Regions from separate parts of the Mus musculus genome. Here all the other regions are linked to region 1. Evidence: chromatin loops called from intact Hi-C (ENCODE). Cell type or tissue: gastrocnemius. All regions are shown on one strand.

Evidence for each region. Hi-C counts contacts between places; a loop is a spot of excess contacts. Peaks named below come from ENCODE experiments on the same cell type or tissue, not always from the same donor. Only the 100,000 strongest peaks of a DNase experiment are listed, where the experiment ranks them.
Region 2: it touches region 1 in a loop (2.4-fold over the local background); 6 of 42 quality-filtered maps call a loop at or near these places.
Region 3: it touches region 1 in a loop (4-fold over the local background); 16 of 42 quality-filtered maps call a loop at or near these places.
Region 4: it touches region 1 in a loop (6-fold over the local background); 18 of 42 quality-filtered maps call a loop at or near these places.
Region 5: a loop joins it to region 1, with 2.3 times the contacts of the local background. A loop is called at or near these places in 7 of 42 quality-filtered maps.
Region 6: it touches region 1 in a loop (3-fold over the local background); 17 of 42 quality-filtered maps call a loop at or near these places.
Region 7: a loop joins it to region 1, with 2.6 times the contacts of the local background. A loop is called at or near these places in 11 of 42 quality-filtered maps.

What each region holds. Positions count from the first base shown.
Region 1 is chr19:53,647,064-53,651,063 of GRCm38, forward strand. No RefSeq gene overlaps it. Among named protein-coding and RNA genes, the nearest start is that of Gm46653, 27 kb to the right of the region's middle. In gastrocnemius, CTCF peaks have their summits at 1,200, 1,855 (motif pointing right) and 2,454; DNase peaks (open chromatin) are centred at 1,886 and 2,468; H3K4me3 peaks cover 355 bases; H3K27ac peaks cover 3,086 bases.
Region 2 is chr19:53,819,875-53,823,874 of GRCm38, forward strand. All of the region lies in intron 5 of Rbm20 (RNA binding motif protein 20), which reads left to right. Gm16299 (a long non-coding RNA gene) reads right to left here. Exons shown (of 2, transcript XR_877919.3): 2 at 1-2,208. Among named protein-coding and RNA genes, the nearest start is that of Gm16299, 3.3 kb to the right of the region's middle. In gastrocnemius, a CTCF peak has its summit at 1,528 (motif pointing left); no DNase peak of the experiment used is centred here; H3K4me3 peaks cover 497 bases; H3K27ac peaks cover 3,799 bases.
Region 3 is chr19:53,923,264-53,927,263 of GRCm38, forward strand. It overlaps Pdcd4 (programmed cell death 4), which reads left to right. Exons shown (of 12, transcript NM_001168491.1): 9 at 2,943-3,050; 10 at 3,272-3,382; 11 at 3,931-4,000. Among named protein-coding and RNA genes, the nearest start is that of Bbip1, 19 kb to the right of the region's middle. In gastrocnemius, a CTCF peak has its summit at 2,413 (motif pointing left); a DNase peak (open chromatin) is centred at 2,124.
Region 4 is chr19:53,724,847-53,728,846 of GRCm38, forward strand. All of the region lies in intron 1 of Rbm20 (RNA binding motif protein 20), which reads left to right. Among named protein-coding and RNA genes, the nearest start is that of Gm30943, 27 kb to the right of the region's middle. In gastrocnemius, a CTCF peak has its summit at 1,768 (motif pointing left); no DNase peak of the experiment used is centred here; H3K4me3 peaks cover 2,899 bases; H3K27ac peaks cover 4,000 bases.
Region 5 is chr19:53,902,583-53,906,582 of GRCm38, forward strand. It overlaps Gm30990, which reads right to left and starts at 2,022. Exons shown (of 8, transcript XM_030251154.1): 1 at 2,001-2,022; 2 at 1-1,490. The coding sequence starts at 2,022. The coding sequence ends at 289. It overlaps Pdcd4 (programmed cell death 4), which reads left to right and starts at 769. Exons shown (of 12, transcript NM_001168491.1): 1 at 769-906. In gastrocnemius, a CTCF peak has its summit at 1,550; DNase peaks (open chromatin) are centred at 694 and 1,402; H3K4me3 peaks cover 3,967 bases; H3K27ac peaks cover 3,837 bases.
Region 6 is chr19:53,912,751-53,916,750 of GRCm38, forward strand. It overlaps Pdcd4 (programmed cell death 4), which reads left to right. Exons shown (of 12, transcript NM_001168491.1): 5 at 62-175. Among named protein-coding and RNA genes, the nearest start is that of Gm30990, 10 kb to the left of the region's middle. In gastrocnemius, no CTCF peak of the experiment used is centred here; no DNase peak of the experiment used is centred here.
Region 7 is chr19:53,702,977-53,706,976 of GRCm38, forward strand. The region is part of intron 1 of Rbm20 (RNA binding motif protein 20); the gene reads left to right. Among named protein-coding and RNA genes, the nearest start is that of Rbm20, 28 kb to the left of the region's middle. In gastrocnemius, a CTCF peak has its summit at 2,076; a DNase peak (open chromatin) is centred at 2,091; H3K4me3 peaks cover 303 bases.

The DNA.
Region 1 (4,000 bases):
AGGGTTTCTCTGTATAGCCCTGGCTGTCCTGGAACTCACTTTGTAGACCAGGATGGCCTTGAACTCAGAAATCCGCCTGCTTCTGCCTCTGCCTCCTGAGTGCTGGGATTAAAGGCATGCGCCACCACTCCCGGCTTAATGACACAATTTTAAGAATAGTTTTTGGAAAGTACAAATTCAGAAGTGGGAAAGGGCAAAAACTGATTTTTTAATGATTCTTTTTAAAATTAAGCATCAGCAAAAATGTGTTTTCAAACACTCACTTGGCTTGATGGTTTAAAGGTTTCCTAACAACTCTAGAAGGAGCTAGTTCTCCATTCAGCTCGCAGGAGCCTGCTGGTTGGATGGTGTTTGGGAGGAGACTTCGCTGTCCGAGCCAGTGGTCCTTACAGGCCACAGCAGCGAGCTGCTGGCTTCGCAGAGTGGGCACTGCCTGTAGGCAGCTGTGCCTCCTTGAGGGTTCATTTTCTCTCTATATGCTGTGTTGTTGGATAGCATTGCCCTGTTGTGAGGGTGGGGCCCTGCTGCCCTGTGTCTAATTTCACCTGGGAAAAGCAACGCCAATGAAATCTGGTTTAGTCGTAGCCTTGCCTAGAAATAGGTTACGGCTTGGGTCACGTTAAATCTTGATAAAGTAGATTAACATCTCTACAAGAAACATTGGTTTGTCTAGAGCTCAGGTTTGGCAAAGCAAGTCCTCTTTAAATATGGCTTTGGTGTTTGCACATTAAGCTAAAAATAACGGGACCTTGCAGTTAGAATATATTTAGTTCCAGAGATGCATTTCTTTATTTTAGTTTAATATTCTAATTTTACAGATGAGATGTGAAGCCCAGATCAGGCAGGTGGCCCAAGTGAACATATTAGCACACTTAGATAACAGAACCAAGCCGTGGGTCCCTTCTCTCAAGAAACTCACACATTTATTTGCAGGTGGCCTTGCACGTTACACAAAGACGAATTTTAAGGTTATAGATGATTGCCACCTTCACTTTGTCTCTGCCCTTTGCCTTTTTTTGTTGTTAGTTTTTTGTTTGTTTGTTTGTTTAAAGAACTCACCAACTTAGGAACACTTAGGTCACACTTACCCATGTCCCAGGGAGACTTGAGTTACCTCCAGTTGCCAGGCTTCTGCAAGGAAGGTGCCAGTGTTATCTATAAATCTGCCACCGTGTGGCCGACAGGCACCCCTTCCTAGAGACAGAGTGTCTCCTGGGTGTAAGAGGCCTTGTGGCAGCCAGTAGCTACACAGAACACGAGGCAGCGTGGAGATTAGGGTTGCAAAAAGAATGTGGATATATTTACTCTGTCAGGTTGGCACACTGTGGTATGAGTTTTCCAGAGACCTTAACGTTTGAACATTATCTTTGATGGACTGTGTAATTGAGTGTCTTCAAGAAATTATTCAGCCATTAAAATTGATAGCTCAGCTGTTAAGAAGAGCGCTTGCTGATTGGTTCTCAGAATCCATATCGGGTAGCTTCCAGCTGCCTGTAACTAAGTCCCGAGGTATCAGACACCTTCTGGTGTGTGTGCAGAGAAGCAAGTGTGTGGTGGTGGTGGTGGTGGTGGTGGTGGTGGTGGTGGTGGTGGTGGTGGTGGTGGTGGTGGTGGTGATATAATAGAGCCCCAAAGCCTGAAGGACATGGGTTTAGAGCCAAATTATTTGGGACTAGAGTGTCAGAGCCTATTAATGTCTGATGTACAGTGCCACTTAAGGCAAAGACTTCTTGGGAGCCGTTTCCAGCCTACCTTGCCTCCTCACAGTTAGAAAGGTGCTTTCTTCAGCATTGTGTAGGGGCTCCATTTTCTCTCAGCCTAAATCTCAAGCTGTTTTCCCCGTAGCCACTAGAGGGAGCCCTTGATACATGCTGACCCCTCAGATTTGGGATCTCAGGTTTTCTTCCACACTGATTCCTCGCTAGAGTTGCAGCCGCTGTGAGGTCAGGGTGTGGTATAACTGAGACCTCTGGGGCAGCACTTTATGAGCGAAGTGTTAACTGCTTGCAGCTCACTCCTAAGTGAGCTTTGGGGCAAAGGTGCCTGCTGCGCTCACAACAGGTTGTGTCACTGTTCCGGAAACAGCAGGAAGCCTGGGTGTTGTAAAGATGGCAACCCTTCCTCACGCCAGGCCTGCTTATTCTCTGCAGAGCACGCGCTTGCTCCTTTGTTCCTTCTGCCTTCTGAGTCCTCATTTAAGCGCAGAGGCATCCTGGTTCTCTGCAGCCTGGCATTCCTAAAGCAGAGGTTGCCTTTCGTTCTGTTTCATGTATGGTTTCTAAGTTCCCTCTGTGTCCTGTGGTTTTGGCATTTTAATCCACTTAGTGTTTTCGAATTATTGGTAGCAGTCACTGTGTGATCTCTGGACACCCCAGGAAGACCTGTTCTACCCTATTGCCTACCAAGCCACGAAAAGCCATCCTAAGAGGTCCTGCCACTTCCAAGTTTCACCAGAGGTGATGCTCTGTCACTGTGGATGAGTGGCTTAAGGACCTTCTCCCACAAACTCGTGCTGCCCCAATTCACTCCACCCACAGAGCATGGTGACCAGGTGGTAAAGCGAAGCTGAGCGACCCATTTTACTGCGTTGGGAATGGGCAGCTGGTGACTGAGTAGGACAGCAGAACCTCCTTTAGACATGTGTATGTGCAGGGCACACATCCATCCTGTCTCATTAGCAAACCAGAAAGGTTTTCATATGAGTCCGTGCTGCAGTCTCTGCTCCATTGTGGTCACTTGGAGGGTTGTACTTTGGATTCACAGTGGCCTCACAGACTGAAGCCCTGGTCTGTTTGTTCACTGGTCTCCAGCTGTGCCCTGAAGGGCTGGGGTCTGGAAGTGGGGTGAAGTCACTGGGGGCAAGTCTTTGAAGGTTCCATCTATTCCTGCTTCCTGGTCCATTAAAATGTGAGCAGCTGCCTTGCCTCATGCTCCTGTCAGGACAGCCACTCCACCCTGCCTCGCCCTGTGATTGACTGAAATCCCCCTGAAACTGAGCCAAAATAAACATTTCCTCCCTGAGTTTGTCTCTTTCAAGTACTTTGGTCACGGTGATGAGAAAGCAACTAACAAAGAGCTGGGGAGATGGCTCCGCCGGTAACCGTGACTGCTCATGCAGAAGGCTGTGGTTCTGTCCCCAACACCCACATACCACCTGTAACTGCAGCTCCAGGATCCAGCATGTTCACCCAAAAACATACACATACTCATAAATAAAAATCTTATTAAAAAAAAAAACATACAGAATGGTTGGTGAAGTGTGATTTTTTTTTTTTAAATCTCATTAGGCAAGCCCAGATAGCCAGGGGAATTTGCCCCCGAGCACAGTCAGACCTACTAAGACCTCTGACAGAGCAAATGCTGGTCTGTGGGTCTGTGAAGTGGATAAACTGGATTTTAGAGAACTTTTCCTGAAACTAAGATGACCCCAGTCACTGCTTGTCTCTAGCCCAGCCAGTACGGAAAGCCACAGTGGCCTTGCTCAGAATCCAAACTGTCACATGAGTGGCTTTCATGTTTTGGACCAGATGTCTCTTCGGTCTTCTATGTGGGCATACCTTCCTCAAGCCCCCACCAATAAGCAAGCCTTTTAGAACCTGACCTCCGACCAATTAAACCTTGTTACCACCTAAGGACCTGGATTTCTGTTTTGAAACCATCTTGGATGGAGACCAGGTTTTCTTTAGCTCGTGTGTGCTATATGCATGTCTGCGTGCATGCAGATGCCAGGAGAGTATATCTCCTTTATCACGGCCTCCTCCTCTGAGCCAAGTCTCTTCCTGAATCTGGGGTGCATGGTTTTTCTGCTAGACTGGAAGCCAGCAATTCCCCTGCCTCCCTATCTTGCTCTCCACCTTGAAGCTAGGGCTACAGGTATTTATGAGGATGCTCTGCTTGTTAAATGAGTTCTGGGATCTGACCTAGGTGCTCATGATGGTAGAGCAAATGTTCTTAAGCCCTGAGCCATCTGTCAGCCCTGAGATCAGGTTTTCTTATCCCC
Region 2 (4,000 bases), 170 kb after region 1:
GTCATTTGACTTCTCTAAAACCCCATTCCTTTATGGACGGACATATGGATAGTAACTTTCCACATGATGAGTTTGAGAGGTAGGAGAAATTCTAGGTTTTCAGATGAGTTGTAACCTCTTTGTACTATGCCTTACATCTTGCCATGTTACACATGGCCTCCTAGCCTGGTGCCCAGGCCAGAGGATGAGGCCATCCCACAGCTTGTGATAGACCACCGAGTGTCTATCACCTACACGGATGATGTCTGTGACAACGCTTTGCACACGGTCCTAACTAGTTACGACCCACGGAACTAACGACGGTTGTTACTGGGTAATAAATCTTTCTACCACTGTGTGCTAGCTGTGACTCTGCCCAGGCTTCTGTGCCAACGTTGTCCTTATACTGGTCTGCTTGTCGTATCTGCTTCTCTTTGGGTGACCTGAGGTTCCCATGGAGGCCCCGTACAAGCCAGGCAAACTCTAGCCATGTGATGAAGAGCAGGGGTGATGGCTCTGACATTCTGTGCTAACTCAAACGAATCTCTGAGGACCACTTCTCCTAAATGGCTAGAGGTGGGAAGCTTATACAACACTATGCTTCTACATAGACAGCTGGTAGGACATGGAGATCCCAGATGCCACAGACTATAGCTAACATGTCTGTTGTGTTTACCTTTCTACAACATATGGGCTCATTTAGTCTTCCAGACAGCCCCATACATAGGTACTATTATTACCTTATTGTATAGTTGAGAAACTGGGGCCAAGAGAGACTTGGTACCTCTCCTGAGGTAACAGTGCTGGAAAATGGAGGTGGTTTAAGGTTGAAGCAACCTGGATCTGGGAGCCCCACACCGTGCCCTAGAGCCACAGAGCTCTGCCTCCAGGTTCTCAGAGGTCTTCTCCTTACAATGACTCTTTGCCTTAGTAAATTTCTCTTCTTTCTTCCTACACTTCACCCCTAAGCTCCTCAGGAGGAGGAGGAAGAGGAGGAGAGGAGGAGGAAGAGTGAGCCAACGTTAGATGTGACAGGGACCTACCTAGCCGTGGGCAGCCATAGAACAAGGGAAAGATTCCAGGACTGCGGGACCCTCGGGTTCTTCTGCACTGAAGCACAGCTCCTAAGATGGACACAGGCATCCCGAGTGCTTCTTGCAGATCCCACGGGAGGGGAGAAGCTTCATTTGACTGGTTGTATCATTGCAAGCTTTATGACGTCATGCTGGCCACGTGAACCTCCTCGAGGATACGTGGGGGGTCAGGGACTCCCACCAGGTCCAACATTACCAGTGTGCTATTATTCAGTGGAGTTCTTCTGTCTAGTTCTGGAGACCAGTTGGCCTGTTCTGACGAGGGGAATCGAAGGCAGGCAGTTTCTCTCTCTGGGAAACCTGAAATGTAAAAATGCTGACACTAGAAGACAAGGTGAGCCTGCTGAGGAGCTGAACCTGCGGAGGAGCTGAGCTGCCATTGAAAACTATTTCACAGGCTCTGTGAAGGCTCCGGGCAGCCCCTCAGAGCAGTCATGGACTTCTGCCCCCTGCTGACAGAGACCTCCAAAGACAATGGGCTATGACGCATTTCTCTCTGAAGTCATGCCTTGGGCTTGTACCGGGGTCTTTTCTTTCTGAGTCCATTGACGCAAGTCTTTCCAGGAACATACTCTGTTGAGCAAGACCAGTAACCAAGACTCTGTCCCAGCGGGAGCACTATTGTTTGTGGACCACCACCAGCAAAAACCCATTGCTACTCTGAAAGCTCCCTTTCTACGCAGGAGGACAAAGCAACACAGGGGCTGGAGGAGGGAGAGTGCAAAACATACCCAAAGTGCCACAAAATCTAAAACTGCCACAGAAGCCGGCTGCTGCAGCAGCAGCTGGGCTAAATCTGAACTGGCCTTGGCTCCGCTTGAGTCTCTCTTTCCCATGTTTATTTTGATAGAGATGGGGCCTTGGAGAGACAGTTGCACACTATGTTTGCTAGTGGCCTGTGATTTGTGTGTCCCCAGCCCCTGTCACTCTCTCTCTTCAGGGTCTCCAGGGATGGGTGTTGCTTTTCACTTAGGCTGAGCTATTTGACAGAGCCATGGCTTCTCCTTGGCTGTCTGAGTCGTCATAAACAGAGTAATCAGGTTTCTACAAGGGCCGTCCAGACTCCTCGGGCTGTAAACTGGCTTCTCACACCCGCTGAAGACATATTTTCTCTGGGTGTAGCTGTAAGGCCATCCTGTAGGGTTCACAGTTGTAGACATCATTTTAATTTTGCTTTCTTACCAACACCCTCTATCCCAGCGCCCATAAATCAGGAAACTGAGGCTGAGGAAAGCAGTTTGCAGACGGCCACAGGCGTGGGTTGTCGCTCAGACTGCCAGCGTTTCTTGAACGTTTATCTGTCCTGTCAGCCCTTCTGAATCCATGGCTCAGAGCATGGCTGTCCCCTTACATCTCTGCGCATGAGGATCTGTGTGGCCCACACTAACTGTCGCCTTCCTGTTTCTATCCTAGCTCTGTCATTGCTCCTGTCCTCTCAGCCCAGGCCACCAGCCTGCATTTTCAAAGACTGATAGAAAAAAGACAGGAGAACTGAGTGGGCTTTATTTTCTGAATCTTCAATTTTCCTTTTAATAAATCTTCAATATTTTTTTCTTATTACAAAAGTAATATACCATGATGTAGAAAGAATTCTAACACACACACACATACACATATATATGATATATATATGCATATATATACATACATATATCCTACTTTGTAGGGAAAACTGATGGATAAAGTAATACACCATGATGTAGAAAGAATTCTAACACACACACACATATATATGATATATATATGCATATATATATATATATATATATATATATATATATATACATACATACATATATCCTACTTTGTAGAGAAAACTGATGGCAACCTAAATTTGCTACAACTTATATCTGCAGAATGTTCAACAAGAAAAGGTACTTTAAATGTCAGATCATGGTACACATTATATTTTACCATCTTTATTTTCTTCTTTAAAAAAAATCTATATTTGACTTGTTTCCCTTTTTCAGGTGTATGGGCATTTTTCTTTCCTGCACGTGTAATTGTGTACCACATGCATACCCAGTGACCACATGAGGCCAGGAAAAGTTGGATCCCCTGTAACAGCAGACAGCTGTGAGCTGCCATACTGATGCTGGGAACTGAACCAGGTTCTCTGCAGGAATGGCCTGGGCTCTGAACCACTAAGCAATTTCTTCAGCCTTGTCTTATTTTCTTTCTGAGATAGGGTCTCACTACGTAGCTTTGGCTGGCCTGGAATTCACTATATAGACCGGAAAGATCCACCTGCCTCTGCCACCTGAGTGCTGGGCTTAAAAGCCTGTGATACCACACTCAGCCAGGCCTCCAGTTTTAACATTCTATGATTCTAAAGTTTACGGTGATAAAGTAGCTCAGAACAGCAGCAACTTAATAGCCACACACAAATGCTTGGCACAGGTAGAAGTGATTTACTCTTAAGTTAAACCTAGTATGCTCGATAAACTGTTTGAGAAAATTGATACAAACACCATCTGTGTCCACCCTCTACGTTAATTCAAGATACATAGCGCTGGAGTCCACACTTGGTTCTATCTGCATGTTCTGTTCAGATTCACCATTGTGAAGAATAAACATTTGACCTCTCTCTCTCTCTCATTATGTGCCCTTAGCACACACACAACTGGCAGATTCCCAGACACTCTGCCATATGAGATGAGGACGCCCACAGACATCCAGTTGGAGCCCCAAAACTGTTTACTGAAGGTGTCTGTAGCTGCAGGAAACACTTCTAGAGACTCCTCTTACCTAAAGGCCTGCTGCCCTGAGCCACGTCCTTAGTATATTTCTGAGGTATTTGAAAAGAATCTCTTTGTGCTCAGACCCAGAGCCTGTTTCTACCTGCACCAAAGGGCACTGAAAGGTCTCAGAACCTTCAGAGACGAGTCTGTTTGCTCTTTTCACGTTTCCACCCAGCTATAAAAGAC
Region 3 (4,000 bases), 280 kb after region 1:
GTTTTTTGAGACAGTCTTTCACTGAGACCTACCCTATGAGCTAGGGTGGCTAGACAGTGAGCCTCTAATTCCTGAGATTATAAGCAGACCAAACCCAGGTTTTTACCTGGGTTACAAAAATCAAACTAAGGTCATTAAGCTTGTATAACAAGCACTTAATTGACTGAGCTGTCTCCTCAGTCTCATTCATATGTGTGTGTGTGCACGCGTGCGCGCGTGTGCATGCGTTTGTGTGTGTGTGTGTGTGTGTGTGTGTGTGCTCGCGCGTGTCCGTGCGTTAAGCAGTTCAGATGGGTAAAGAAATTAACATTTTTGCTTTTACCTATGTTAGAATAGATAGGTTATGACTGATTTATGAAGTTGGAAACTTTAAAAAAATTCAAAATAAAAGATTTTATTTTTTAAAAGATTTAAAAAAAACAAAAAATTTGAAGAATTATAAGAAAAAAATATGAGTTTGTTAATATGCTAGGGATATTAGGCAAGGAAGTGCAATAAAGGACATCCTGACTGGAAAGGAAGATGCAGAGGTAGCTCTGTTCTCAGTCAAAGTGGCGCGTAGATTAGAGGATCCGGGTAAGTCTGAAAAAGAACTCCAAAACCCAAACCACACTATAGATCAGTACGTGAAAATCAGCTCTCCGTATTTTAGGACTCAATGAATAGACAGAAATGAAAATCGTAATAGCATAAAAATAGAGTATGATGAAAATAAAGGAAATTCAACGCATATACTAAAATGAGATGCCACATTTATGGAGTATTAGACAATATTATTAATATGGTAATACTCTCTGAAGGTGATATTTTGAGGAATTAAACTCTTAAGAGTATGTGAATTATCTTTCAATAAAAAGAGACTGGAAATAAAGCCAATAATCTATGACATTGTTGTGTATTCTCATTTCGATAGAAGCAAGGGTCAAGGGAAGTGTTCATGTGGGTTTGTATTTTATTATTTGGAAAAATGCACTGAATCTGACAGGTAATGTTAGTTTCACTTTTTAAAAAATAAGTGATTTTTAAAGATACGTGTATACGTATGTGTCCTGCCGGTTTGTGCAGCATGTCTGTTGAGGCCAGAAGTGGGGCGTGGATTCCTTGGAGCTAAAGTTAGGGGCAGTTGTGAGCCACTGTGTGGGTGCTGGGAACTGAACCCAGGTCCTCTACAAGAGCTGCAGGTTCTGTTAACCACTGAGCTGCCTCTTCAGCCCCATGTTTCACTTTTTCAGTGGCACAACAAATATCATTTAAATAACAAATATACTGTAGTTTTAGTAAAAAATACTTCAAATATTAAATATGTGTTATATTAAAAAGGCATACATTTGCACTAGCTGTCCTTTGTGTGTGCTTAGTGAGTGTGTATGTGTGGTATGTGGTTCCCCCAGCATGGGGTGTGTGTTTTTGTGCCTGTGTCTCCCCACCACTCTCCACCGTGTTGTGTTGACACAGGGACTCTCTCTGAACTAGAAGCTGGCTATGTATTTATTTATTTATTTATTTATTTATTTATTTATTGTCTTAACTTAGTAGCTTAGTGAGCTTTTGGGATCTACTTGTCTCTGTCAGCAGTGCTAGGGTTGTTTATCACAGCCGTGCCTGGCTGGCTTCATGTGAGAGGTGAGCTTTGAACTTGGGTCTTCTTGCTTGCAGTGCAGCTACTCTCATCACTGAGCCATTCCCTCAGCCTCAAATACAGACTTAAAAACAAACAGAAAACCAAAAGAAAACACATCTCTAATTAGAATATAGCTTAGTGGTAAAATTTTACTTTACCTTTTATGAAGATATTATAGAAGTTGAAGTAGAGGATATTTAGATAAAATAATTTTATTCATCCAGCCAAAATTCACTTATTGCCACTTGATACAAATACCCTTTTCTCAGAAAATATATAAGGAAGATTATTTATAGTTGAAGTTCTTTTGCTGAGAAAACATTGAGCATTTTTTCCTAGAGCCATAAATGAGCATGCAAGCTTTAGTCGGAGGTGAAGAATTGTGTCTCTTGTTCAATTGCTGAGTGTTTTTATTTTTTTCAAATTATTGTTTTCATGTGTTTGGGTGGGTGTTTTGCCTGCATCTAAGTTTGTGTGCTACATGTGTGCAGTGCTCGCAGAGTCCTGAAGAGGGCACCAGATCTTATAGATAGTAGTCAGCCACCATGTGGTCTGGGACCTGAGCCTTGGTCCTTCAGTGTACTTTTAAGCACTGAACCATCTCTTCTTTCCCACTGAACATCTCTAGATTCTGAGTTACAAAGCCTCAGTTTTAGAGGGAAGAGAACTGTAAAGATTCTTGCCCTTGTAGTAACACTCCATTATCTCTTATTTTTGGGCTTCCATTGCATTAAGAACATCTTGATGTTTTGTGGCTTTCTAAAAGTGATGAGACTTTAAGTTAGTGCCCTCTAGTGGCATTAAAAAATTGTCCGCTCTTCTTAAAGATTTAATCATGTGTATGTGTGTAGGTATGTGTATATGAGTTAAGGTGCCCCTGGAGGACCGAACTGCAAGATCCCACGAGCTGGAGTTACAGGTGGTTGTGAGCCATGGAAAATGGGTGCTGGGAGCTGACCTCAGGTTCTCTGCTGAGCAGTGCATGCTCTTAACTGCTGAGCCAACTCTCCAGCCTCTATGTCCCTTGTTTTTGATAGGCTACATTGGAGTCTTAAGAGTCACAAGCAAGGTCATTCATATTATAAAACCTACTTGGAGATACTAGAGATTCCTTGGAAAACCAAGTGCTGTTGTTTATTACTTCATACCTGAACCGTTTGAAGCCCGGGTGTTTAATTTGAATTGTGAGAGAGTTCTTTTATGCCACCACTCTGCCAAATCCCTATGCTCAATATTGGTGTGAATGTTAATATATCATTTAGAAAAGTACACATCTTTTAAAAATGAGGAATTCTAACATTTCAACTTTTAAATCTAATAGATTGATATGCTGCTTAAAGAGTATTTACTCTCTGGAGATATATCTGAAGCTGAACACTGCCTTAAGGAACTGGAAGTACCTCATTTTCACCACGAGCTTGTATATGAAGTAAGGTTACTGTCTCACACCAAAGAGGATTTTCAAGTCCTCCTTTTACACCACAGTAATTGGTGTTTCTTTAATAATGTAAAGTTTTCCCCTTAAAAATATTAATTTATAAGTTTATATAATTGCTACATGTTAGAGGAGGGATTGGATACATTTTTAGGATCAGTTTCTCATAAGTTGATTACCAAAAATTTATTTACTCTTTTCTGTTCAAATTTTAGGCCATTGTAATGGTTTTAGAGTCAACTGGAGAAAGTGCATTCAAGATGATCTTAGATTTATTAAAATCCTTGTGGAAGTCTTCTACTATTACCATAGACCAAATGAAAAGAGTATGTATGACATTATTTTAAATACGTTTATAAAAGGTCTATGCCTCCTTTAGCTATATAAGAGTTGAGTAAGAGTTATTAATTATTAATGAAACTTTTCTTTTAGGGAATGTAATGTATAGTATTATGCCTACAGAGTTTTTTTTTTTCTTTAGCTCTTTATATTTTTGGAAAATAACAGTTTGGGTTTTTTTTTTTCCTTTTTAAAGAATGATTGTTCAGTTTGTGTGATGCAGTTTTTTTTTTATCTAGATGAAGCATTTAAATTGCATTTTTTTCTATTTAAAATTGTGGTTTTTGAAATGTTGGTGAAATTATCTTATATTTTTATACAAGATAGTTAAGTGTAGATGGGGAAGTCAGTAGTCAGGTAGCCTGACTTTTGCCTGGAGCTCTTTTGAGAATTTTTAAGTATACGTTATTTTCAAGGTTCAAATATGACTTGTTTTGCCAGGTTGCACTGTGACAATTTATGGTATATTGGTGGGTTGTTTCATGGCATACACTGTTACACAGGCTAACAAGTTATCTATGTAATGTTGTTCTAGGGCTATGAGAGAATTTACAATGAAATCCCAGACATTAATCTGGATGTCCCACACTCATACTCTGTTCTTG
Region 4 (4,000 bases), 78 kb after region 1:
GATAGGTAGCCTTACGTTTGGTAAACTGGCTTGGTTTTCATGTGGTGTTTAACCTACTTAAGTCTGTCCGACAGAATGAACCAGTGATATATTTGGCTCAGGTTTCAATTTCTCAAGTTTCTCATCGGTAACTGGGTCAGAGAGTTAGGACGGGGCAGACGCACCTGTGTGGGAGGAGATTCATGGGTTCCCCTCCTGCTGGTCCTCGGGCAGGTGTTTTATGGTAGCCAGTATTTATGGAGTATCCCTGTCATGAGACAAGCTCTTCAGTAATCATAGGGATTCCCATGATCTAGAATAGTCTCACACAAAGCACGCAACATCTTGCACTTTGGGAGAACCACGGACCGAGACCATACCTAAGCAGGAACCTTAATCCTCCAAGAACATAGTCCTGATATCCCATTTGAGGTTGGAGCGTGTTCCCCCTGCTCCCATTACTAAGGCCAATCCATCCTTGGGTACAGCTGCTTAGCTGGGTTAGCATGGCCCTTAGGTTGGGAGCTTAAATAACCTTCTTTTGGGGGCCGTAGTGAAGCTGTTGGTAAATATTTGCCGGGGCCTTGGGAATTTTCTAAAACTGTATATGAAAACTGACCACTCTCTCTAGAGAAGAATCTAAGACGAAGTAGGAATTCGTCTCTCTTACCAGAGCAGGAGGCTGGACTCTAGTTAACTCAGGGAAGGAATTGTGCAGAGGAGGGGAGTGAAGAGGTTTAAATTCTTAGTAGCTCTACTCAAGTGATCAGTGGGTGAGAGACTGGGTTAAAATGGTAGTTTTTGAACCACGGGCTTATTGACATCCTTGCACTGACTTTCACCATAAGGAAGCATTTCAGTGTGGGAAAACATGCCTTATGAAGTCACACAAAAAGCTGACGGGGTTAACTTGGGAGTTGTAATGATTTTGAAGCACACTGTTAGCCATGTTGGGAAGGAGTAGCACCCTGAGCCATTGGCCTTCCACAGGAAGGCAGATGTGCGCCAAGAAAGATCAGCAAATATCCAGGTGGTGGGGGCAACGCGCTTTTGCTCTCAGCACTTGGGAGGCAGAGGAACTGTGGATCTCTGTGAGTTCGAGGCCAGACTGGTTTACAGAGCAAGATCCAGTACAGCCAGGGTTACATAGAGAAACCTTGCCCCCCTTTCCATCTCCCCCCCAAAAAAAGACCAGACATCTGTGGTCCAGACCTTGTACCTCCACCTCCTGGGCTGCACTCTAATGGAAAGATCACAGATGTGGTCTTTCAGGTGTTGTTATTTCAAGGGTTTTAAAACTTCTCCACACAGGATTGAATTTCATTAGGACATCCTTAGACAGCAAGAAGAAAGGTGGCATCCTGGGTACTGAAGTCCTTAAGTTTTCTGACTCCTGCTGAGTGATGTCCCATAGTTGCCTGTAGTTTGACTCACATGCTCTCTTGCTCTGCAGCAAGGTTGGAAACTTAGCATGAAATAAATAATTAGATCTCAGCCTCCACAGGTGCGGAGGCATAAATAATCCAAGCGCACACTGCCCGGGCATTCCATACCATGGGCCATTTAGATTTAATGTCCAGGCATTCGCTCGTAACTGAATACGTCAGAGTGCACCTCCTGCCAGGGACAGCGAGGGCTGCTATTTCAGAGCAGCGTGCTAGCCTGTCTGCTGGAAGGCTGCCTCCACCCTCTGACGCTGCTAGAGAGACCCTTTGGCTGGCTTAGTCGCTGAGAAAGTTCACTAGCCCCCGACCTAGTACAGAGGCTGGAACCCATAATGGAGACCTCTTGTGGTTGAAGGAAGTAGGGGAATCTATTAAAGGAAGAACCCAGCTAATGGCCCATTTAACCAGAGCCGTATGGAGAAGTGGACAAGTTCACGGATGGACAGGGATTTAAAAATCTTTACTCTCAGAGTCATGTGTTTGAACCTGAGACCATGTGACTGTTGGGGAGTGACCGAAAGTGGGTGTCGTTTTTCTGCTTCAACAGCAAATCCCGTGAAGGGCACTCAGAGGTAGCAATTCCTTTTCTGGTAAGCAAAGGTGAGAGTACAACTGTTGGCTGTAAGTCTGTCTGCACCGTTCATGTGGCTGTGCACTGGGCACGATCTAGTGAGTTTGTCAAGTGTGCCAAGGCGACTGCACCGTGATGCTCTGTGCTTCCAGAGCATGCGCATGCCTGGCCAGTGCCATTGACAGCGGATCCTGGGAACAGCAGCAGCTATGGCATGGGGTAGGTAGTTGGAAGGCAAACTCTAGGGCCCTTCTCCCCGACGTACTTGCCCAGTCTGTAAGGTGGGCCCAAGCATGTTTCAACAAGCCTTTTGGGGATTCTGATGCCTGTTGAAGCTTGGGCACCATTGACTTGGAGTATTTTGGGCCAGAGAAATAATCTAGGAATCATGCACGTGCACACACGTGTGCACACGCATGCACACCTACTGCTCATCATCTGTGGGATGTCCTGCAGCTGGTTGCAGGAGAATCAGTCAGACTTAAAATACTTAGTTGATAAATATTCCCTGCAGGTGGGCCTTTTCAACCAAACTTAAGCTCCTCCTTTGGCCACGCCCAGTCTCAGGTTTCTAAATTCTTTGCTTAGTCACCTCTAGGGAAATAGGTGTGGTGAAAGGCGAGAGGCATCCTTCAATTACTGATTGCACAAGGAGCCGTTCAGGTGTGTGTTGAATGACTGACTGCCTTGTGTAGGTCTGGGCTGTGGGCACCCTGTCCCCAAGGTTAGAGCTCTGAGGGAGGCATACAGGGAGAGTCACCCTGTGAGTGGCTGAGAGAGAAAGAGGCGCTCACAATGCTACATCTGGGAGGATCTAGATGGGCCAAGGGCACACATGGCTGGGGTGGTGGTTGGGAAAGGCTCCAAGGAGAAAGCGCTTAGCCTGGACGGTGTCTTGGAGGGCAGTCAGGGGGGCAGCAGGATGCCGACAGAAGGGAACAGAGGACTTTATTAATTAAAGTGCTTTCTTCAGCCACAGAGGTGGGGCTCTCTAGTTTACTTTAAAAATTATTTTATGTATGTAGCTGTTTTGCCTGCGTGTATGCCTGTTCATCTCCCGATGCCCAGGAAGGTCAGAGAAGAGCACTGGATCCTCAGGACATGGAGTTGGAGGTGGCTGTGAGCTGCCCTTGGGTGTTGTGAATGGAAAAGTAGCCAGTGCCCTTGACTGCTGAGCCATCTCTTCCTGTCTTGTTTCCTTTTTTCACTGAGTCACACTCATACTGCATACAGTATCCATCTTGAGGAATGTTTACGTACGTCTTCACCCTTGCAAACACTGTTAGGTTCAAATGTGAAACCTTCCTGTCTGCAGCCATCTGGTTCCACTCACCTCCATAACCATAAATTACTTTTGCTGGAGTCTTTTTAGTCTATAGGCTCCCCACCCCCACCCCCCAGGCTCGCTCTCTCTGGCCATATTTATTTCATATATGTGGGGACACTGTCACTGTCTTCAGACACAGCAGAAGATGGCATCGGATCCCATTACAGATGGTTGTGAGCCACCATGTGGTTGCTGGGAATTTAACTCAGGACCTCGGGAAGAGCAATCAGTGCTCATAACCGCTGAGCCATCTCTCCAGCCCCACCTATAGGTTTTCTGAACCCAAATTTTCTTATCCTCAGAGCCAAAGCTTGCCAGCAGATGGAGTATGGCTTTCATTTATGTGATTTCCTTGGCCCACAAAGTATATTTTTAAAAAAGAACATGGCCAACATTTAAAAATTGGGAGTTTCATAAAACATTCAGATTGTCTGGCATGGGGCCGGGGATGCGGCTGGGTTGATAGAATGTATACCTAGCATGTGCTGGGCCCTAGATTTGATTCCCAGCACTGCAGAAACCTTACGTGGTTGTAGACATCAGTAATCACAGCCTTTGGGAGGTAGAGGCAGGAGGATCAGGAGTTCAAGATCACCCTTGGCTACCTACAGAGTTTGGTGCCAGCCTGAGCTACATGAGGCCAGACCCTCCCACCCCCTGCAGTGCAGGCACCTGCCT
Region 5 (4,000 bases), 260 kb after region 1:
GAAAGCAGGTCAGTCACTTTCCAGGTGCACAGGAAGAACATACGGTGCTGCACATTATCTCAGGCGATAACATCCGAGACAAAATGAAGGCTAGAGATGGCAGCCAGAAGGAAACGTCACAGAAGACAGCTAGAGAGGGCTGATTCAATACACAAACCATAGCCATGGTTGAGAAACCCAGCTTTGGAAAGAATGCAAGCACCATAGTGGCCTGGCTGGTTAGCAAAGGGACTTCAGTTTTTGTATCTCTTTATCTGGGAAAAGGGAGCGATTTTTATCTCAAAGGGGTTAGGCTTTTCCTGCGAGAAACTTCCTGAGCACGTGGACACACGGCAGGAGCCACGCGAGAGCAAGGACCAGCGGGCAGAAGTTAAGTAGTGGTTGCAGATTCTCCCAGACGCCCAGAAATAGTGGGGACCTCAGGAAATCCACAACCGCCCTAGAATTGGGCTGAGACGCCCTGTAGAGAGGACTGGCCGGTCTGGTCCACGAGCCGCGCCCCAGCCCCCAGCCCCCAGCCCGGCACAGCCCTCCGCCCGCTTTCACAACCCGGCCCTCTGCACTTAACCCCCACTCTGGCTGGTGGCCGAGCGGGTCCCAAGCCCAGCGCGCATGCGCCGACGGCGCCCCGCCCCCCTGAGCCCCGCCCCTATTTCCACGTCTCACTTCCCCTAGCTCTGCCTCGCCGCCTCGGCTGCAGCTCGGCCGCCACGATTGGCTGCGGGACGTCCTCCTCTCGGCCAATAGACGCCACGCCGTCGCCCCCGTGTTACTGGGTAGAACAAAACAAAAACAAACAGAGCGAGCGGGGCCAGAGGCGCTCCGAGGCAGCGGCGGCGGAGGCTGAGGAACGGGGTCGGGGCCCGGCGGACCGGAGACCCGGGCGAGCGGCGGCGGCCCGAGGGGGTCAGTACTGTGGGCGCGGCTCGCACGCTCGGGCGGGCGGCGTCCTCGTCCCTTAGGCCCGGGTCGGCGGAGGCTGCCGCACGTTGGGAGGGGGAGGGGGCGTGGAGGCCTCGCCGCGGGGGTCGGGACGCTCGGTCCCTGTCCACGCTGGCCCTGGAGCCCTCCGGCCACCGGCGCTCGCCCAACGCCCGGGGCTGCGGGGAGCTGCCGGTGCTCGCTCTCCGAGGCCGGGTCGGTCGGGCCGGGGAGCTGCAGCACGGGCCCGCCCCCTCCTCCGCAGCCCCATCCCCGGCGGCCGGGCGTGCGTGGCTGCGTGCGCTCGCGGTGAGAGGAGCCTCCGGGCGCCCGGTCCGACGCAGTTGGACGCGGGGGACGGGACGGTAGGAGAGGGGTGTCGTCCGGACGGAGATCCGGTGAGGGGTCGGTGCCCCGAACCGAGGCCTGGTCCGCCTCGGCCGGCCCTGCCCGCTGCCGGAGGGTTGGGGTCCTGCGGGACAGGCGTCGGTCGGTGCGGGCACGGGGCGGGGACAGCTGCCCTCCCGGCCCTGTGCCAACTCCTCCTTGCAGTCTCCTGTACAGGGTCCCTTAAAAAAAGTACAATACAACCTAGAGAAAACAAAGCCGAGAAGGGAGCCCCCTCTCTGTGAACGCATGCTGTGTCTGCTGCCCGTGGCTGTCCGCTACTGTAATGTACGTAGAGGGCGTGCTTTTTGGTTTTTGGTTTTGGTTTTTTGTTTTTGCTTTCCCTGAACAGCCTCAGAACTGCAGATGTAGGTCTCGCCTATCTTCCCCGAGCCCCTCCTTGGGAACTGGCTCTGTAAACCAGCCTCTGTAGTCGACTACCTGCTATGAATGATTCAAAATGCGGCTCCGGGCCTGGGTGAGGGGTGGGTGTGAGGCCTACGAGCTGCGTTTAAGACATTTTGATAGCTTCACAGCTGTAATACTCTTGATTTAAGAGTTTGAAATTTTAGGGGAAGGCCCTAGCATATATATTCGTGCTCGTATTTATATCCATAATATGCGTGCGATATCTATCTATATATCTATATCTATCTCGTGGTAAGAGTAGAGGAAAATAAAATACTTGTTACGGCTGCAAAAATAAATGTACATGGTTGCTCTCAGTAGTGGTTGCTTTTGCGTTATTGTTGTAGAGTGCTCTTAGCAGAATGCAAGTTGCTAATTAATGTGACTGCATCCCAGGGAAGAATTAAGGTCATTTTCTAGTTAACATGTGGTCTAAACTTGACTTCCAAAATGTCAAAGTAATTTATCGGGCATTTAGGAAATGCACTGGATAACAGTTAATTTCAGCTTAATCGTTTTTAGCTGTATACATAGCTTCCCCTTACCCCATGGGAAATGATTTTGTATAGATTAGTGTGGAGCAAATGGAATTTAGATTTTTTTGTTGTTGTTGTTGCTGTTGTTTTGCCTAAGGTTGAGGTAAGTATTTTAAGGATCGTTAAATTAAAAGAAAAAAAAAAGCCCACTGAAGAGAGTGTCACATACTGTCCTTTAGAACAGCTGTGAAGCTATGGGTGTGTCTGCGTCTTGACTGCTTGATCCAGTTGTTATGGTCTGGAGATAGAACTATTTTTTGGTTGTTATAATTAATAAAACATCATATCATGTGATAGTTATTTCCTGATAGCTGTTTTCAGTATCATATCTTTAGTGATTGGAAAGCAGTTTTAACAGTTGGTGTACAAGTCCACGTTGTTAAAAGCTGCTTTTTGTTAACCCTAAGAAGGACTTCCTTGTAAGGCACTCTAAGCTCATGTACTGAATGTACAGCGTCTGGGTTCTCGTGGTCGTTCACCCAGTGTGAACAACCTTGCAGAGAACATCCTTTCCTTCTAAACCTCTTGAGTTGTGTGCAAAGGGAATACGTGAAGCTCATGAAATAATGCTTACACAATTAGTTCACTGTGAATGTCAAAGGGCTTGATAAGCACTACTTATATTTCCCCCATTATTAGACAGATGCTGCAGAAAATATTTCCTCAGAGACTATACTTGCATCTAGAATGAAAATCACACTTCACAGTGTTAAATTCAAATCACATCAGAGCTGACAGACTTTCTCTAGCATGTAATTCATGCACACACTGAAGGAAAGCAGGACATGGCCTTTTCAGCCATGGAAGGTAGCAAAAATTTCCATTTCCAAACTACACTTGGTCTTATATTTGTATGACTCTCTGTGTATCTATTTTAAAATTCATTTTTCTAGATCCTAAGTTGTTTAAAATGAAGTAAGCAGCCATGTAGACTTGCATGTTAGTTAATTCTGAGTAGAATTAGAGAATGCTTTTTACCATGTTCTCTTGGGCAGGATGATAACATCTTGATGTAGCCTAACAGTTACGACATGAATTCAACATCAGGTGCTATTCTTGTTTCACAAGTTAATATCCTTTTAGAGAAAAACGATATAGAGCTAAAGGGTCTTACGCGTGTCATCTAAGTTCTATCACCTGTCTGCTCTCCACCACAGCACACAAGGGCCGCTTGTGGAGGTGTTAAACTCCTGCCGATCCTTGCTTGTGCTGCCTCTAGTGCTGGATTACAGATGTGGTTTTACCACGTCTGCCTTTTATTTGTTCTTAAAGTAGGTTGAGTGTTTTTTTAAATGAAAATTTTAGATTATAGAAGCGACATGCTGAATATAAATCACATAAGAGAAAGGGTTACTTAAAAAACGTCTTCCTGTTTCAGCGCCTCATAAAAAGTGTAGTGGGCGGGGTAATGACCCTACAGCTGCTGCTGCGGTCAGAAAAGATCAGTACATGAAATATTCTTGATTAGTCAAAACTGCTGTTTTTATTTTGGAGTAAATTTTAGATTTTGTTAGAGAGTTACCCAATACTTATGTCCCTGTATGTGGATGTAAAGTTAACTTTAAGACTGTATTAAATGTGGGCTGGAAAGAGGAACATGTGTTAAGAGTGCATAATGTTCTTCCAGAGGACCTGAGTTTGGTTCCCAGCATTCTCATTTGTTAACTCACAGCTCCCTGTGAGTCCAGCTCTGGGGGATCTAGTGCCTACTTCTACTCTGCACAGCTACCTAAACACAGTGTGGCTTG
Region 6 (4,000 bases), 270 kb after region 1:
AACTGTGAAAGTATCATTTCAGTTTATCTGAATATTTAATCTATAATTCCCCTTCTTTCAGGAGAACTGTGTTTATGAAACTGTAGTTTTGCCCCTGGATGAGACCGCATTTGAGAAGACTCTAACACCAATTATACAGGAATACTTTGAGCATGGAGATACAAATGAAGTTGCGGTAGGTTTCAAGTTGCAGGGAGAAAACACACTGTTAAACCTGTGTAGAATGATTTTGGACTACTCTGGATAAATTTATGTTTTTTTCTTTTGTAACAACAACAAATTTCACAATCAGGAAGGGAACTTCTGGACATGGTGGTTTATGCCTAAAATCCCAGTACTTGAGATGTAAAGGTCGGTAGCACAGGTCTGGGTTTGAAGCCAGTCTGGGCTACATAGGGCTTCGAAAGAAAAAAGGAAAAGAGGGATACAATTTTTTCCTTAAACAATTTTTCTTACATAGTTCTGGGCTCTGATGATACTTCTATGCCATTTCCTTTTGAGGAAAACGCCACAGGCACTATTTCTATATTTTTAAAGCATCTGGTTTTATAATCTAGACACTTCTGTGGAATTTATAGACCCTGTGTAGCCTCTTCAGGAGCTTCAGAATGATCTGTTTTGGGGGAGATTAAAAAATATCTGTACTCTCCAAGAAACAGCGTTTATACAGAGATTTGGAAAAGGATGTATATGGGCACCAGGAGAATCAACCTAAGCTTTGAATCATAGTTTGTATGGGGATAATTAATGTGTTTGTAGTAAATTTTCATAAAGTAAATCTCGGAGGTAAAATAAAGTGACTAGTTTTATTAGAATTATGGGCCTGAGCTATAACAGTTATTAATTGGAAGTCATTTATAATTATTAAACTCCAACCTGGGCTTTTGATTTGTTTGTTACATAGGTTTGGTAGCTTTGGATTTATAGAATTACAGTGTAAAACAACTATTTGTTTATTGCATTCTGCTGTGTGACAGGTTTTTCTGGGGAGACACAACACATACACACATTTACTTATATCAGAGAGGGAACCCATGATAGTCCAAAATACAGACACCACCACAGTCCAGTTTGTTGAGCCAATGAGTTTTATTGGGATTATTTACAGGAATATGGATGAGGAGTTACTTCCATGAGCAGAAATGGTTCAGAGACATCTGCATCACTAAAGCCCACCCCAGCATGAGTGACAGGTCATAAAGCTGGGAACCTGGAGCCCACTGCCTAGCCTGAGGCAGCCCAGCAGGTTGGAGAGTGACCTTCCCAGCTGCCTCAGTGGGTTTAACCCTTATGTAGGCAGGTTGTCTGCTCCTTCCAGGCTGCTGCTCCCTGTGAATCCTTGCAGCTTGGCTCTGCTCACTCTGGCAGGAAGAGACTTAATGAGCCTGGTCAGTCTCAGGAACTTATCTCAAGCTTTACCTTCCTGCTTAAAGAGCTTCCCGGCAGGCTGGAATATTCCAGTCTTAGAGGAAACTCTTACACAGTGCTCTGTCCCTTACTCCCAAGCTTATATTCTTTCTGCCTTTCTGTAGTGATCCCTCAGCCTTAGAGGGGGGTTGACTATGGATGTCCATCTATGGCTAAGAAGTATGCCACCGTAACATGCCACATTAAGTCAGTTCTCAGGAGCTTGGCCAGTGCTTATAACAGCGACCTATAGGTGTAAACTCATGTTTAGAAGGCAACTTGACAGACATATTACATCCACTTAGAAAAACCATATAGGTTGCTTCCCCACTGGGACCTATGACCTCCTTAGCCACAGGTTTTTGTCCTAGTTTATCGTACCAGAGGTGAACTCCCTTTTGTAGTGAAGTTCTTGATTCTAGTTGGACCCATGACAGCTGAGCCACTAGTGCACAAACTGTTATATCCTGCCTTGCATGTTGGCATTTCAGTACACAGGGTCCATAGCCCAGCAGGAATGCTGGTGACGGTCCTGCACCTCGAGGCCAGCAAGCAGGGTTGGGATTGACATTACAGTCAGGACATGTTCTTGCAGTGTCTTCAGCAGCAGGGTCAGACCATCAAGTGCTGAAATAGAACCAACAGCAGTAGCAAAAGCTTTCATGATTTGTGGGGCCAACAACTCATAAGGAGAGAGCCCTCTTCTGCCACTGGGGGTTTGTAGTCAGTAAGCTTGTAGCTTCTGGGAGTGTCCTTTTCTGCCACTGTAGGGCACCGTTTGGATTTAAACTCTTTAGCTGATGGTTCAGTTACTGGGGAATGCTCAGCAGCTTCAGACATCACTGGTCCTAGGGCAGCCTGCATGGCATTTGTGCTGGGGCTTGTATATACCACATCTCACTGTTGTAAATTTGCTGCCGCCTTTATGGAGTTGGAGTCTGTGCTGCGCCAGAAAGCAGTTTGGCCAGGTGGACTTTAGTCCAGCCCTTTATTGGGCAAGCTGTTCTTTAGTCACTAGGGTAGTTATAGGTCCCACCTGTTGCAATACTAAATTATTAAATTCAAGTAAACAGTTGCTGTCCTTTGCCTCTGCTCCTTTTTGTAACCCAAACCTTATCGGGCCTTTGCTTAGGTTGCTTTTGCCGTACACCCAGTTGTAGCCTTACCAACATCTGGTAACTTCTGACAGGAGGGCACATTGGATTAGTGGGGGTATACAGCTGCTTACCTGTCCTACAGTGATCTTAGCCTGCTCCAAAGCCACTTTAGCCTGTCTGTGTCAATCCATCTAACCCCTTTCATTATCACTTTATACAAAGGATGGGCAGCTTGGGCAGGATTTGGTATGAAAATCTGCTGCTATTTTAAGAGCTCCCCGAGTGCCCCCAGCACCTTTACATTTACAGGCATAGTCTGTTGTAGGATTTTGACAGTAATGTTGTCAGGTATCATATTCGTCTTATCATACTAGACCATAATACTGCCAAAAATTTTACATCTGTGCCTGGCCCTTGCACATGTGGATTGATCTTCCATCTTTATTGAAGGGACCAGGATTGTCTCAGGATCCCCAAGACCAAGTTCTGTAGGTCGGGGAAAAAGAAACAAAGACAGGAGGGAGAGGGAGAGGGAGAGGGAAGAAGAGGAAGGGGGAAAGAGTGTTTGTCTGGGGTTGGGAAAAAGGACAGGGTCGGGACAGTGGAGACAGATGTGGCCCATAGCAGATGGCAGTTTACAAAGGTTAAGAAGGGAAACTCTGTGTTAGGGTGAGCCAAAAGGGGATTTTGGTTGCTGGACCTCAATACTTTGATAGCTAGACCTTGGTTGTCAGCCTGAGGAGGAAGAAGTGGCCAAAGGGGGCTAGACCTTGGTGGTTAGCTTTTGGAATGTAATCTACTTGTTTTTAATAAGACAGAGAGGCCGGGCAGTGGTGGTGCATGCCTTTAATCCCAGCACTTGGGAGACTGAGGCAGGCATATTTCTGAGTTCAAGGCCAGTCTGGTCTACAGAGTGAGTTCCAGGACAGCCAGGGATATACAGAGAAACCCTATCTCGAAAAACCAAAAAAAAAAAAACCAAAACCAAAACCAAAAAAAAAAAAAAAAAAACAAAACCCCAAAACAAAACAACAACACAACAACCCCCCCCCCCGGCAAAAAAAAAAAAAAAAAAAAAAAGACAAGAGAATAGGGGAGAAGAAGGGCAAGGCCTGCCAGAGCATGCTTTTCATGTTCAGACTGTCCTAGAGTCCCTTCTTTCACTCATTCCTTTAGACACACCTATAGGCCGTTTAGGTACATTTCTGGATGTTCACAAACACTCAGAAGTTAGCATTATGTCATTTATATAACACATTTTCTAGAGAATGGGCAGGACAAAGCAGCACCAAGCCATGACGGGGGTGGGGTGTGTGTGGGGGGGTCTACAAAGATAACCTTGGTGAAACATTTTCAAAGTCAGTTTAATCTCTTTTGAGCAAGCGTCGGGTGAGTGCAGAGGTTCACAACTAAGATGTTCTAAAGTGTGACGTAAACAAGGTCCAATACAGAAAGGCTCCATCCCTTTGTATCAGTTGCTTCCTCCACAGATCCAG
Region 7 (4,000 bases), 56 kb after region 1:
AAGCAGCACTCCTCCATGACTTCTAGATCCACTCCTGCCTCCAGGTTCCTACTCTGTGTGAGTTCCTGTCCTAACTTCCTTTGGTGATGAACAGCAGTGTGGAAGTGTAAGCTGAATAAGCTCTTTCCTCCCCCAACTTGCTTCTTGGTCATAATGTTTGTGCAGGAATAGAAACCCTGACTAAGACAGTGACCACGAACAGGTTATTTTGTCTTGCCATGCCTCAGTTGCTGTCTCTGTAAAGTGGGGTGCTATGCTCTGAATATAGCTTGGGTGTGCTTCCCAAAGAAAGGGTCATGTGCTGGAAGGTGGGTGGGTCTCTGCTGTGGTGTTGAGGAGCTGGTATAGGGTAGGAACTCTGGGAAGGTAGTGGTTAATTCCTCAAAGGCACTGCCTTGGGAAGGGACCAGCGAAGCTCTATAGGATTCCAGAGAGTTCTCAGAGAGAGCCTGGTCCCCAAATTCCTTTGGCTTTCTGTCTCCCTCATGTTGTGTCCTGTGGAGATATGGCCCAGGAGACCTTTAACAGAGCTTATCTACAGTGCTATTTAATCTTTCACTTTGAGCTTCCAAAACTGTGAACTGTATAAACCTCTTCTGGGTAATGCACCTAGCCTTAAGTATTTTGTTATAGTTACAGAAAACCCTTGATGACAGGTAGTACCTACCTTTTGAAAGTTAATATTACAGAGTAGTTAACACGGGCGTGGTGCTAAGAACACTGCCTGCCCTAGTACTGTGCTTGTTAAAGATCTACATTGCTGTAGATCAAGATTAAAAAAAAAAACAAAACAAAAACCTAAGCAAATTAGCATCGTATTTAAAACCAGTGTGTTGGCCAGTCTTATGCCAACTTGAACACATGAACTAGAGTTATCTGAAAGGAGGCAACCTCCATTGGGAAGAGGCCTCCACAGGATCAGCATTTTCTTAATTAGTGTCTGATGGGGAGGGAGCCAGCCTATTGTGAGTGGTGTCACCCCTGGGCTGGTGGTCTCTGGTCCTCTAAGAAAGCAGATGTAGCAAGCCAGTAAGACAGCATCCCTCCATGGCCTCTGCATCAGCTCCTGCCTCCAGGGTCCTGCCATACTTGAGTTCCTGTCCAGACTTCTAGCGATGAAGGGCAATATGGAACTGTATGTTGAATAAACCCCTTTCTCCTCACCTTCGTCACAGGGTTTGGTTGCAGCAATAGACACCCTGACTAAGACATAGTGTTACATTTTTATTAACATGATTTCCAAGAAACACCTCCTGCAAGACTTCTCTCCCACCTCCTTCCCTCCTACTTTAGCCTTCCGCCTTCCAAGTGTTGGGATTACAGATGTGAACCACCACCCCTGGCTTCCTTTAAGTCCGTTTTCTGGTAAAGATTTTTAAAAAATGTTAGTTTATATAGATATGCATTTATATCCCTTAGGAATTCTTTGGGCCCAAGTTTTTGGTTTTTTTGTTTGTTTGTTTGTTTGTTTGTTTGTTTGTTTTTCATTTATTTCTGTCTTGTGGGTGTGAGTGGTTTGCACACTTGTGTCCCATGTGCATGCCCGGAGCCAGCGGGGGCTGAAGAGGGCCCTAGATGAGAAAGTGAATTACAGACGGTTGTGAACTGCTGACCCATCTCTGCAACTCTTCTTTAGGCTTTTGAACTGGGTCTTGTGTACTAGGGTCAGTTTGAATAGAAATGCTGGGCGTGGATTTTCTTTTCCATGGGTATAGCACTGAAAACATTATCTTGAATATACCTGCTTGTATTGTAGACACACCACTTGTGTGTCTAGTGTTAGCGGGCAGAATAAGGCATCCGATCCCCTGGAACTGAGCTACAGACATTGTGAACCAATCTGTGGGGGCTAGGAATGGAACCTAGATCCTGTGGAAGGTCAGCTGGTGCTCTTAACGTTGCGCTGTCTCTCCTGGGGCATGAGTTTTGGTGAGGATTTTATACGTGAGGAGGGGCCTGTGTAGGGCTTCCCTTCTCCCATCGATGGACTGTTCTCAGAGAACTAAGGTTTGCTAAGATTACTCCCTCCTGGACTTTGGTTTCCTGTGAGCACACCGAGCAGCTTGTCGCCGCCTGGAGGCGAGGTGGCGCATGGGAGGAGTGCAGTGGTGAGACCTGACCGTCCTGACCCGCTGAGGGAGCGGGAGCGGCAGGGGCTCGCTGCTGTGGCATGGGTCGGCTCCAGCCCTCCTCCTTGAGGTCTAGATTAGCAGATCTAGCAGTTCAACCTTGATAGATGCTTGAAAACTGGGTGCCTAAGAAGCATTCGGGGTAGAAGGGATCGTTCTCCCGCCTCTATACCAATGCTCCAGGACGCTAGCTAGCATGCGCTCTGCAGAAGCCGCATGGGGGTGAGGGTGGGGGTGGGGTGGGGGATGGGGTGGGGGGTGGGGATCTGCTCTGCTTCCACCGGCGGGATTTGGGGTGTCGCTGGCCAGGACCCCTCCCCTCATTTCCAAGTTACAAGCCCGAAGCTGAACGCCCCCCCCCCCCCCGCAATGCCAGGCTGTACCATGGGTTTGCATTTTTCCAGTTCTTGTCGAATAAAGGTTATTATGCGGCACCAGGAAAGCAGGTTTCACTCTCCAATCAGATGCTGTTTGGCATCTGTATAAATTAGTCACTCTCCTCCTACTCCTTTCTGTAGTGTGTTGCCCCCCTCTTTCCGCACACTCGTGTGCAGGGACAGGAGTGAGTATGCAGAATGCAGGGCATATGTGGAAGTCAGAGGACAACCTGGGCAGAGGGATCAGTGCAGGGACTTTCAGAAACCTTTTATTTGAGTCTTTCATTGGCCTGGAACTTTTTATTGTTTCCAGGAGCTTGCATGGAAACCTCCTGTCTCCTTCCATAGTGCCATCTCAGAAGTCCATAGTGCCATCTCAGAAGTCCCTCACTGGGGACGTGGTGGCTGGAGGGGAGGGGAGAGAAGGGAGGGGGAAGGTTGGAGAAGGGGGTGGGGAAAGGGTATAGGGGTTGGGAGAGGGGGGAAGGACAGGGTTGGTGGGTTGGGGGAAGGACTGGACAGAACCAGTGGACCACCTTGTTTTATGGAGGTACACACTGTATAATATTCTGTCATTCATTCATATCTATATATCTATATATCTATACACACATATACACATATATTGCATTTTTGGGTTTTAGTTTAGTTTAGTTTGTTTTTGTTTAAAATTGTTAGAGGCTGGAGAGATGGCTCAGCGGTTAAAAGTACTTGCTGCTCTTTTAGGGGATTGAAAATATTGCCTGAGGATTAACATGTAGCATTCTTGGCTCCTTCTCCAGCACCATGTCTGCCTGCATGCCACCTGTAAGCCAGCCTCGATGAAATGTCCTTTATAAGAGTTGACTTGGTCATGGTGTCTCTTCACAGCAGTAAAACCCAAACTAAGACAAGACCCAATAGTGTGTCCTGTGTGACACTTGCATGGTGGTGTTGCTTGTTAGAGGCTTGGGGGGGGGGGGGAAGGAATGGGGGGATGGGGAGGGAGAGGGAGAGGGCCTCTCTTCAGGTGGCTAGCTGGGCTTCATTAACAAAGGCATTGTGTCATGTGGGGTTCATACTAGGGTTGTCATGGTCAAGTCCTGGAGCATTCCCTAGAGCCTGTTCCCCAGCTCCTTGGTTCTCTGTGGGAGCATCTGCAGGCCATTGCTTACAGAGGGAAACTCTTGAAAATGCTCTGGGGTTTGCCCTGCTTCTCTCAGGTCTGAGGACCCAAGCAGCCTAGAGCCTAGACAAGTCCCAAGCATCAGTTTAGAATCAATCTCAATTCATAGTCACCCTCAGATGATGAGCAGACTTGAATTATGTAATCTGAAGATAGACGTTTTTGTCTTGGGCACGGAGCTCAGCTGTGTGTCCCAAGTTCCTGGGGGTCACAGGGTAGCTCGCTGGGTTGATGTAGAGTCTACTTAATCCTCGTAATTTTAGCTGCATCAGGGAGACTCCATCTTCAGAAGCTGGTAGTGTTGCAAGTGTTGAGATGACCCCTGCCCT